Linked DNA regions of Homo sapiens: region 2 is linked to region 1. Evidence: read pairs that join two places in POLR2A ChIA-PET (ENCODE). Cell type or tissue: CD4-positive, alpha-beta T cell. All regions are shown on one strand. Links, peaks and the distances in the headings refer to the core of each region. The heading gives the core; the rest is flanking DNA. Region 1 overlaps PSTPIP1 (proline-serine-threonine phosphatase interacting protein 1). Region 2 overlaps RCN2 (reticulocalbin 2).

Evidence for each region. Peaks named below come from ENCODE experiments on the same cell type or tissue, not always from the same donor. Only the 100,000 strongest peaks of a DNase experiment are listed, where the experiment ranks them.
Region 2: POLR2A ChIA-PET joins it to region 1 with 6 read pairs; 6 of 35 experiments call an interaction of 5 or more read pairs at or near these places.

Annotation. Positions count from the first base shown.
Region 1 is chr15:77,011,426-77,015,820 of GRCh38, forward strand. The region is part of intron 1 of PSTPIP1 (proline-serine-threonine phosphatase interacting protein 1); the gene reads left to right. Among named protein-coding and RNA genes, the nearest start is that of PSTPIP1, 18 kb to the left of the region's middle. RefSeq lists enhancers at 2,864-3,364, 3,322-3,391. In CD4-positive, alpha-beta T cell, for the core only: no CTCF peak of the experiment used is centred there; DNase peaks (open chromatin) are centred at 1,666, 2,546 and 3,216; H3K4me3 peaks cover 1,584 bases; H3K27ac peaks cover 3,792 bases.
Region 2 is chr15:76,948,839-76,953,233 of GRCh38, forward strand. RCN2 (reticulocalbin 2) reads left to right here. Exons shown (of 7, transcript NM_002902.3): 7 at 232-4,395. The coding sequence ends at 384. Among named protein-coding and RNA genes, the nearest start is that of RCN2, 19 kb to the left of the region's middle. In CD4-positive, alpha-beta T cell, for the core only: no CTCF peak of the experiment used is centred there; no DNase peak of the experiment used is centred there.

The DNA.
Region 1 (4,395 bases), core at 330-4,329:
TGAGGGGCCCTGTAAGGCCCGGCAGAGGCCATCAGACTGGGACTCGGAGGAGAACTGTGGCACTCTGGAAACTCATTTCTAATCTCAAGGTCCTGTCAGCCCAGGTGAACAAAGAGTCGCTCATCTGACATTAATGCACATTTGTTCTCTAAAAACTAAAAGTCTGTCTTTGCCTTCTTGGCCCTCTGTCTTCAACACTTACCCTGGGCCATCTCAGACAGCTGTAAGTCATCTTCATCCCATATTTATTTGCTTATACATGGATCGCAGCAGTACTTGAGTCAGGGGACCCCTAGACACCAAGTCCCTAGTTTAACAGGCCATCTGAGGCTTGAGTCCTCTCTGTGGAACCAGACCTGCTTACAGACTGTAGTGATGGGCGCTCCTCACCTGTCAAAGCCCCCCACCCTCTTTCCATACCTACAGCCATTCAGGCTCCTGGGAAGCCTTTCCTTGCATTGTCCTGGAGTTGGCCTCCCTGTCTCTGCCCCCATGAGTCCTGGCTTGGGCTGGGAAATGCCAGCCACTAGTGCTCCCTCTGCTTCTGATGGCCCCACAGAGATCTCCAGGTGAGACTTTTCCTAGGCCATTCCCTCACAGCTTTGGCTTGGAACTCTCCCTTCCCTCCCTATCACCTCCTCCCAAATACTCTGGGTAAGCAACCGCCTTGTTTACTGAGGGCTCTGGCCATCCATCCATCCATCCATCCATCCATCCATCCATCCATCCATCCACCCACCCACCCACCCACCCATTCACCCATCCACCTGTCCATCCATCCATCCGTCCACCCATCTGTCCATCCATCCATCCACCCACTCATCCATCTACCTACCCATCCACTCATCCACCCATCCACCCACCCATCTACCCATCCATGCATCCACCCACTCACCCATCCCTCCATTTGTCCACCTGTCCACCAGTCCACCCATCCACCCACCCACCTATCCACCCATCCATCCATCCACCCACCCACCCATCTACCCATCCACCCATCCATCCACCCACCCATCTACCCATCCACCCATCCATCCACCCACCCATCTACCCATCCACCCATCCATCCACCCACCCATCCATCCATCCTTCCATCCATCCATTCATCCATCCATCCATCCATCAAGTTGTACCTGAGTGTTTGGTCCTTTGCCTGCCTCACTTTGCCAACCAGTAATGGTGGAGAGGAGTCCCACTGTGGGGTACTGACTGTAGGGCGGTGGAAGGAGCCTGGTTGCTACCCATTGACTTAGCATCCCTGTGCCTCTGTTTCCGTATCTATACAATGGGGATGATAATTCCTGTCTCAGAGGACTGTTGTAAGAAGTAGAGGGGACCAGTGTGACTGGCTTCTTTAAAGGTGCTGGGTAATGGGTCATTGAATCTGCAAGCAAATGATCTGGTCCCCTCCATGGGGCACCTCAGGAAGCAGCCGTCATAAGGCCTTGTCCTCTTGAAGGCCTCACTGAGGCGCTTCTCCAGCCCATCACTCAGCATGTCTGTGAGCAGAGCTGTGTGTAGGCACCAGGTGCCGGGATCCAGTGGGGAACCTGAAAGACCCCCCTCTGCCTCCATGGAGCTCAGCCCTTCCTACCTCAGGTTTTCAGTCCACAGAAGACAAGCAACAGGAAACTAGGTGCTAGCAAACCCACAGTGTCAGCCACACTGGCTGCAGATGTCACTGCTGGTGTGAGGGAGGAGAGCACCCCAGCACCATGCAGCTCCGTGCAGCTACCTTCCAAAGCTGCTGCTACGTCTTGCTTCCCCACCTGTGGCCCATGCTGGAGCTTTCCCAGTCATCTTCAGGTGTAACCCAATCCAGTCCAAGCTAGTATCACAATTTCACTCTCATTCAATTTAAAGCTCCCCAGTTCCCCGACTTTCACTGGAAGCCTCTGATGGGGAAAAGAGAACAGGGTCAGTTTCCTCCCTTGCCATGGGGTACCCACACTGCACTGCCAGCTGCCTCTGGGGTCTCCATGGGGGGGTGGTGGGGCACAGGCCGTGACTGTAAAGGGGAGAAACATCTCATTGCCCTGGTACTGTTGTAACTGGTGACAGTGAATGCACACAGGTCAGCCCTTTCTCTCCCTGGCACCTGGGCAGGTTTTTTGGTGACCCTGCCCCCCTGGAGTCCCTGACCACTCCGTTCCCTACAGCCTTCCACTTCCAACCTCTCCCGTTGCACCCAATAGTCTGCTCCACTCAGCTTCTCCTAGGGGCTCCTCTCTCCCTGTCAGGCTATTCTCATGGACAGAATTACCAGGCAGCTCTTCCTGGCTACCTTCCACGGCCCCCACTTGGTTCCCAGGGAAGATTTTGGTGCCAGTTCTTGGACATAGCAGGTAGGAACTCGGACCAAAACCCAGGTGTCCCCCTCCAAGGTTGGAGGCTTAGCTGTCCTCTGATAGATGCTGTATTCTGGAGTGCCAGGCAAGGGAGCATTTGAAAAAGGCTCTGCTCCCCTTTAAATGGAACCTCTGGTGGAGGAAGGTGTGTAGGGCGAGAGGGGAGGTGATGAGGTGACTCATTTCTTCCAGCCTGGCCCCAGCTGAGGGAAGGTGTTTCTGGTCGGGGAGGTGGCAGGCAGGCGGGGAGGGCTCGGGGAGCTGCTGCTTGCTGAACTGCCCCTGGGTGACAGGCCCTGAGTGTGGGGCTTTGCAGAGAGGCAAAGTAATGGGAAGTTAACAGCCAAGATCGTGGCTTGGGATATCTGGGTTATATCCCAGCTGCACCCGGCAGGTCCCTGGGCAGATTGGGTAACCTCTCTGGGTTACCTTTTCCTCATCCATAAAATGGTAGTCATCACCCCTAGCCCAGTATCTGCCTTGTGGTGAGCCCTGATCTTGAGTCCACTGTTCTCACCTATGCGCACGATTTCACTTGCTTCTCGGGTCACCTCTAGGCGGTGAGAACTATTAGGCCCATTTTCACAGGGAAGGAAACAGGCTGAGAAGGGCCAGGGTCACGGGAGGTGTGAACCCACATCTAGTCAGTCAGACCCTTCCCAGCCTCTCAAACAGGCCCGAGTACCCTCTCTGACCTGTGGCCTACACTAACAGGACTGTGCCCTAGAGGGGCGGGCTGTCAGGGCCCGAAAGGGGGTTAGCCTCCTGCCCCCACTTTCCCAATGAGGAAACCAGGTCCTGAGAAGTAAAGTGGCTTGCTTCAGGCCCTGGTGTCTGTGGTCTCGCCCCTGCAGCCACCAAGAGTTATGGGCGTGAAAAGGGGGAAGTGGCGGTAGTTACAGAGGGTGCTTCTCCACTCAAGCCGTGGGGGTGTGGAGGGCCCTGGCCGGCTCACAGGCCTGGGCCGTGGCTCACACCAACACCCACCAGAGAATGAAGCCAGTAGGCTGTCCCTGACAGAACAGGGCACCCAGGCCTTGGCCACACTGCCTCAAGGCAGAGGCAGGAATATGTTTCCTCCCAAGAGCCTCCTCCTGGAGTTCTGGGATGCCGCCTGAGGCCGATGGCCACACACCATGGACGGCGAGGGCTGGGTCCCACATCTGGCTCAAGTGAGCCTCCCAGAGGAAGAGACTGTGCCCGCTCCCCACCTGGCACCCCTAATCCAGGACGGGTTATCCTGGGTGCCACATGGCTGGGCCGTGACCACTGGCTGTTCATGGGTTACCCAGAGCCGCACTCCTCTGACCCAGCCTGGGCCCCAGGCTAGCCTCTGTGAATCCACAGTAACTGAATTATAGCCCAAAATACAGCTTTGATTTGAGGTGGAGATAATTTGAGTAATCATTTTCAAGAGTTATTTTTTCAAATCATGTTTGGATGTTCCAAAATAGAAAATGGTTCCTGGGCTGTCTACTAAATGGCTGATGTAGGTATATGGCTTTGGGGACAGGTTGACCTGCATTCAGATCCCAAACTCTGCCCTTTACCCATTGAGTGGCTTTGGGCAGTCTCTTTCCCTGTTTGGGCCTCCTGTCCCCATCTTCGCCTCCCGAGATCTGTGTTGTGGTCAGGAAGATAACGCTATGATACCCTTGGTGCAGTGTGTGCCAGGTAGACTTGATAAATAGAGATTTCACAAAGGGCAGGGCCACAGGCAGCATTCGGATGACAGAGGTTGGACAGGATGAGGGGAGATGGAGGTAAGAGGAGTGGGGGACAACTAGGGTAGGTCCCCTGGGGGTGATGCTGATGCTGGGTCTTGGGTGGCAGACCCACATGACTGATTAAGTTACAGGATGATTGGTTCATTCATTTCCTAAACACATCCTGAGCCTGACTGTCCCAGCTCAGAGCACGGAGTCAGACCCATGCCCTCGAGGAAGTGGCAGGGGTGGGGGTGAAGGAGGAGGGCGCGGGCTGGGGGAAGGGGTGCAGGGCTGGGAGGCATCGTGAGCAGCCCCTGGAGAGTCAGGCACTTCCTCGG
Region 2 (4,395 bases), core at 262-4,261, 63 kb before region 1:
ATCCTGGATTGGATTTGAGTGGAGAGAGACAGAACCCAGCAGAAATGAAGAAAGGAGATAATGGGAAAAGCAGTAGACGGACCTGGTTACAACGTGTAACATTTTTAGATACTTAAACAATAATGAGTACTTGTACACCTGGATGATTTTGACAAGTCAAATCACATTAAATTGTGAACATCTTGCTGAAAATACTTATTACACTTGACACTTTTTTGTTTTATTTTGAAGGCGCTTCATCTAATTGATGAAATGGATTTGAATGGTGACAAAAAGCTCTCTGAAGAAGAGATTCTGGAAAACCCGGACTTGTTTCTCACCAGTGAAGCCACAGATTATGGCAGACAGCTCCATGATGACTATTTCTATCATGATGAGCTTTAATCTCTGAGCCTGTCTCAGTAGAGTACTGGCTCCTTTTATAATTTGTTACCAGCTTTACTTTTGTGATAAAATATTGATGTTGTATTTTACACTCTTAAGTCTTAACCACAGTCAGAATTATCTTAATGTAGATTATAATTTTGGTCTTTTAGGAAAAAAAAACAAAAATCTGATATTTATTTCAAAATGTATTGAAGCAACAAAATATTAATATTGTGCCATATGACAACAAAGTCTTTCCTAAATACTCCATCTGTTTAGTACTGTATTGTGGAATATTTGAGTTCTATTTCCATACTTGAAAACATGGAGGATTTTAGAGATGCCTGAACAATATTATTTAAGTAGTATGTGACCGAGCTATAAATTTTTGTTTTTGTTCTAAGTAGATTTAATTTGGGAACTGACAGGACAATGTTTTTAGGTTTAGCATTTTGTTTAAAAACCTTTAAAGAAACCTTTAGAAGGACTTAGACCTCACATATTAATGTTGAGAAGTTCTGCTTAATTTTAAAATGGTTTCTATAAAGGGTTTTATTGTATGAAATAGAACTTTATATTTTTGCATATGTATAGATAGTAATTATATTTAATGTATAACTATAGCATTATGGTGAGTGGAATTTGACATTGTCCAAACCTTTTTCATTTTTGAGTGATTAAAAATGAAATGTCCTTTGTATATGTTTGTTTGCTTTTCTTTAACTTTCAGATAAATATTGAATTTAGCATAGGTTTTGTGGTATTGTACATTATCTTGCCTCATCCATTCCTTTATGTGGATAGTTCCCAAAACTGTCAAATTATTCTTGCTGCATTTTCTTATTTTTTTTTTAAATAAGAGAATCATGTTATAATATAATTGAATGTGCACCTGACACATTTTAATAATTGGTGTTGTAGCAAATGTGGTTTTGCTCTTTGGGGCTATAAATAATCTTGAGTAACGCAGGTTGGAATTACCAATAGAGCTGGTCAGTTATCAACAGTAGAGCTCAGTATCAATTTTACTGAAATTAAAATCATACTTGATAAGCATGATAATCAATTTTAACCTAATTCAGCAGGTCAACTTATTTAACTTTGGTGGAGGTGGGATAGGGAAAAGTGAAGGGAGGAATTAATTTTTTTCTAGTTCTGATGTACAGAGATTGTTTTTCATTCTTTTTTTTTTTTTTTTTTTTGTGACAGAGTCTTGCTCTGTGGCCCAGGCTGGAGTGCAGGGGCACTATCTCGGCTCACTGCAAGCTCTGCCTCCTGGGTTCACGCCATTCTCCTGCCTCAGCCTCCCGAGTAGCTGGGACTACAGGCGCCTGCCACCACACCCGGCTAATTTTTTTGTATTTTTAGTAGAGACCGGGTTTCACCGTGTTAGCCAGGATGGTTTCGATCTCCTGACCTCATGATCAGCCCACCTCGGCCTCCCAAGGTGCTGGAATTACAGGCGTGAGCCAACGCGCACGGCCTCTAGTTTTTCATTCTTTAAATCACTTTTATTTGTGGGTGAAGAGGTCAGCTATGCATTCTCTTAATCACTTTCCAGCCTAAAGTTGTCTCATATACAGCACACTGGGGGCTCAACAAGTACCTATGACTATTTGAGAAGACATGAAACTCTTCTCTGATAGAATCGACTGCACCTATATACCTCTCTACTGCCGCATCTTTGCTGATGTGAGGTGTGCTTGCAAATTGTAAGCTTCCACACCTTAATGACTGCTTGCTTGGGTATCTACATGGTTTTCATTTTAACCTACACTATATGTCTGGCTATAGCAGTTTTAGAATTACAGATTTACCACTATCACTCATCTGTCATTTGTCAGACTCACTGAAGCTGGCATATTTGAAATCACCAGTTTGACTAGTTAACTATTTGTTTTTCTCTCTAGCTTCTCCAAAATCTATGCCAGAATAGATCATCAGATATGGATTATATTTCAATCCTTTGCAGAAATGCAATGTCTGTACTACTTTCCTTCCTAGCATAAAGAAAACTACACTTCCCAGCCCTCTTGTAGGTAGGCGATGGCTAGTTCTGACCAGTTAAACATGGGTGGAAGTAGTGTGTGTCACTATCAGACTATCTCATGACAAACCCTTTTCCTCTGCCACAGCACTGTGCAGGAGGCCTCAGCTGAAATGGTGCAGCCACAAGATGAAAGTGGCTTTGATCTTGAGTCTGTGTAGGTCAGCTGGATCCACAGTGGGCTTTGTATGATCAAAAAATAAGCTTTTAATTATGTTAAGCCACTGAGATTTGGTTGTGCTTTTTTGTTTTTAACCACAGCAGAGCCCATCCTGCTGTGACTGAGTGAAGATTTCACATTTAACAATAGGCTTTTAATAAGCATGCAGAGAAAAAGAATCATCTGCTTGAACAGAGATGCTATATCTACTGCTGAGTCAAAATAGAAAATTTTAAGGCTTTTTTTAGATTTGAATTTTAAATAAGACTTTTAAAATAAAGCTTTTATTTTGGTTTTAATATAATTAGGATAATTTGAATTTATCCTTGAGCATGAGAGTAAAAATAGTTTGAGACTTTCTGAATCATTGGCTGATTCTGCCTGAAGGACTTAATGACTTCCATTATTTGAGTTCAGGTACAACTTCAAAGGGGAAAATTGAATGGGATGTGCACATGTTGGCTCATATGTAGTTCTGATTGGGCCAATTTGCAGGACAGAAAATGATGTCTAGATTATGATATAAATTTAAAGGAAGCCAGGACGTTCAGAGGAAAAGCTAGCATATCATGTTTGCCTTACTTAGTTCTTTCCTTTGCAGTTTTAAAAATAGGCTTTTTTTTTTTTTAGTGTAGTTTTATGTTCACAGCAAAATTGAGCAAAAAGTAGTATAGAGAGTTTCAATATGTCCCCTGCCCCACATACGTACAGCCTCCCCCACTATCCTATCCTATATGTCATGAGATAGTACCTACCAGAGTGGTACATTTGTTAAAATCGATGAAACTGTTAACATATCATTGTCACCCAAAGTGCATAGTTTACATTAGGGTTCACTCTTGGTGCTGCACATGCTCTGGGTTTGGACAAATGTATAATTACATATTCCCACCATTGTAGTGTGGTAGAATATTTCCCTTGCCCTAAAGTCTTTCTGCTCCACCTATTCATCCCTCCCTTCCCTGTAACCCCAAGCAATACTGATCTTTTTACTGTTCATAATTTTTTAGATTGTAGTAAAATACACATAACAAAATTCATCTTAACAGTTTTTAATTGTACAGTTCGGTGGTATGGTATTAAATACAGTCAAAATGTGAAACTATTACCACCTTCCATCTCCATGAACTTCATTTGTAAAACGGAAATTTATACCCATTAAACAATAAAGCCCCCTTTCCCCTTCCCTTCAGCACCTGGCAAACACCATTCTAGTTTTTTTGTTTGAGATGGAGTCTTGCTCTTGTTGCCCAGGCTGGAGTGCAATGGCATGATTTCGGCTCACTGCAACCTCTGTCTCTTGGGGTCAAGCGATTCTCCTGCCTCAGCCTCCCGACTAGGTGGGATTACAGGCGGGCACCACCATGCCCCCTAATTTTTTGTATTTAGTAGAAATGGGGTTTCACCATGTTGGTCAAGCTGGTCTCGAACTCCTGATCTCAGGTGATCCACCTGCCTCAGCCTCCCAAAGTGCTGGAATTACAGGCGTGAGCCACCGTGCCCAGCCTCCCATTCTAGTTTTCTTTTTCTTTCTTTTTTGAGACGGAGTCTCACTCTTGTCATCCAGGCTGGAGTGCAGTGGTGCGATCTCGGCTCACTGCAACCTCCACCTCCCAGGTTCAAGCGATTCTCCTGCCTCAGCCTCCCAAGTAGCTGGGATTATAGATGCCCGCTACCACGCCCGGCTAATTTTTGTACTTTTAGTAGAGACGGGGTTTCGCCATGTTGGCATGGCTGGTCTCGAACTCTTGACCTCAGGTGATCCACCTGCCTCGGCCTCCCAAAGTGCTGAGATTACGGGCATGAGCCACCGCGCCCAGCC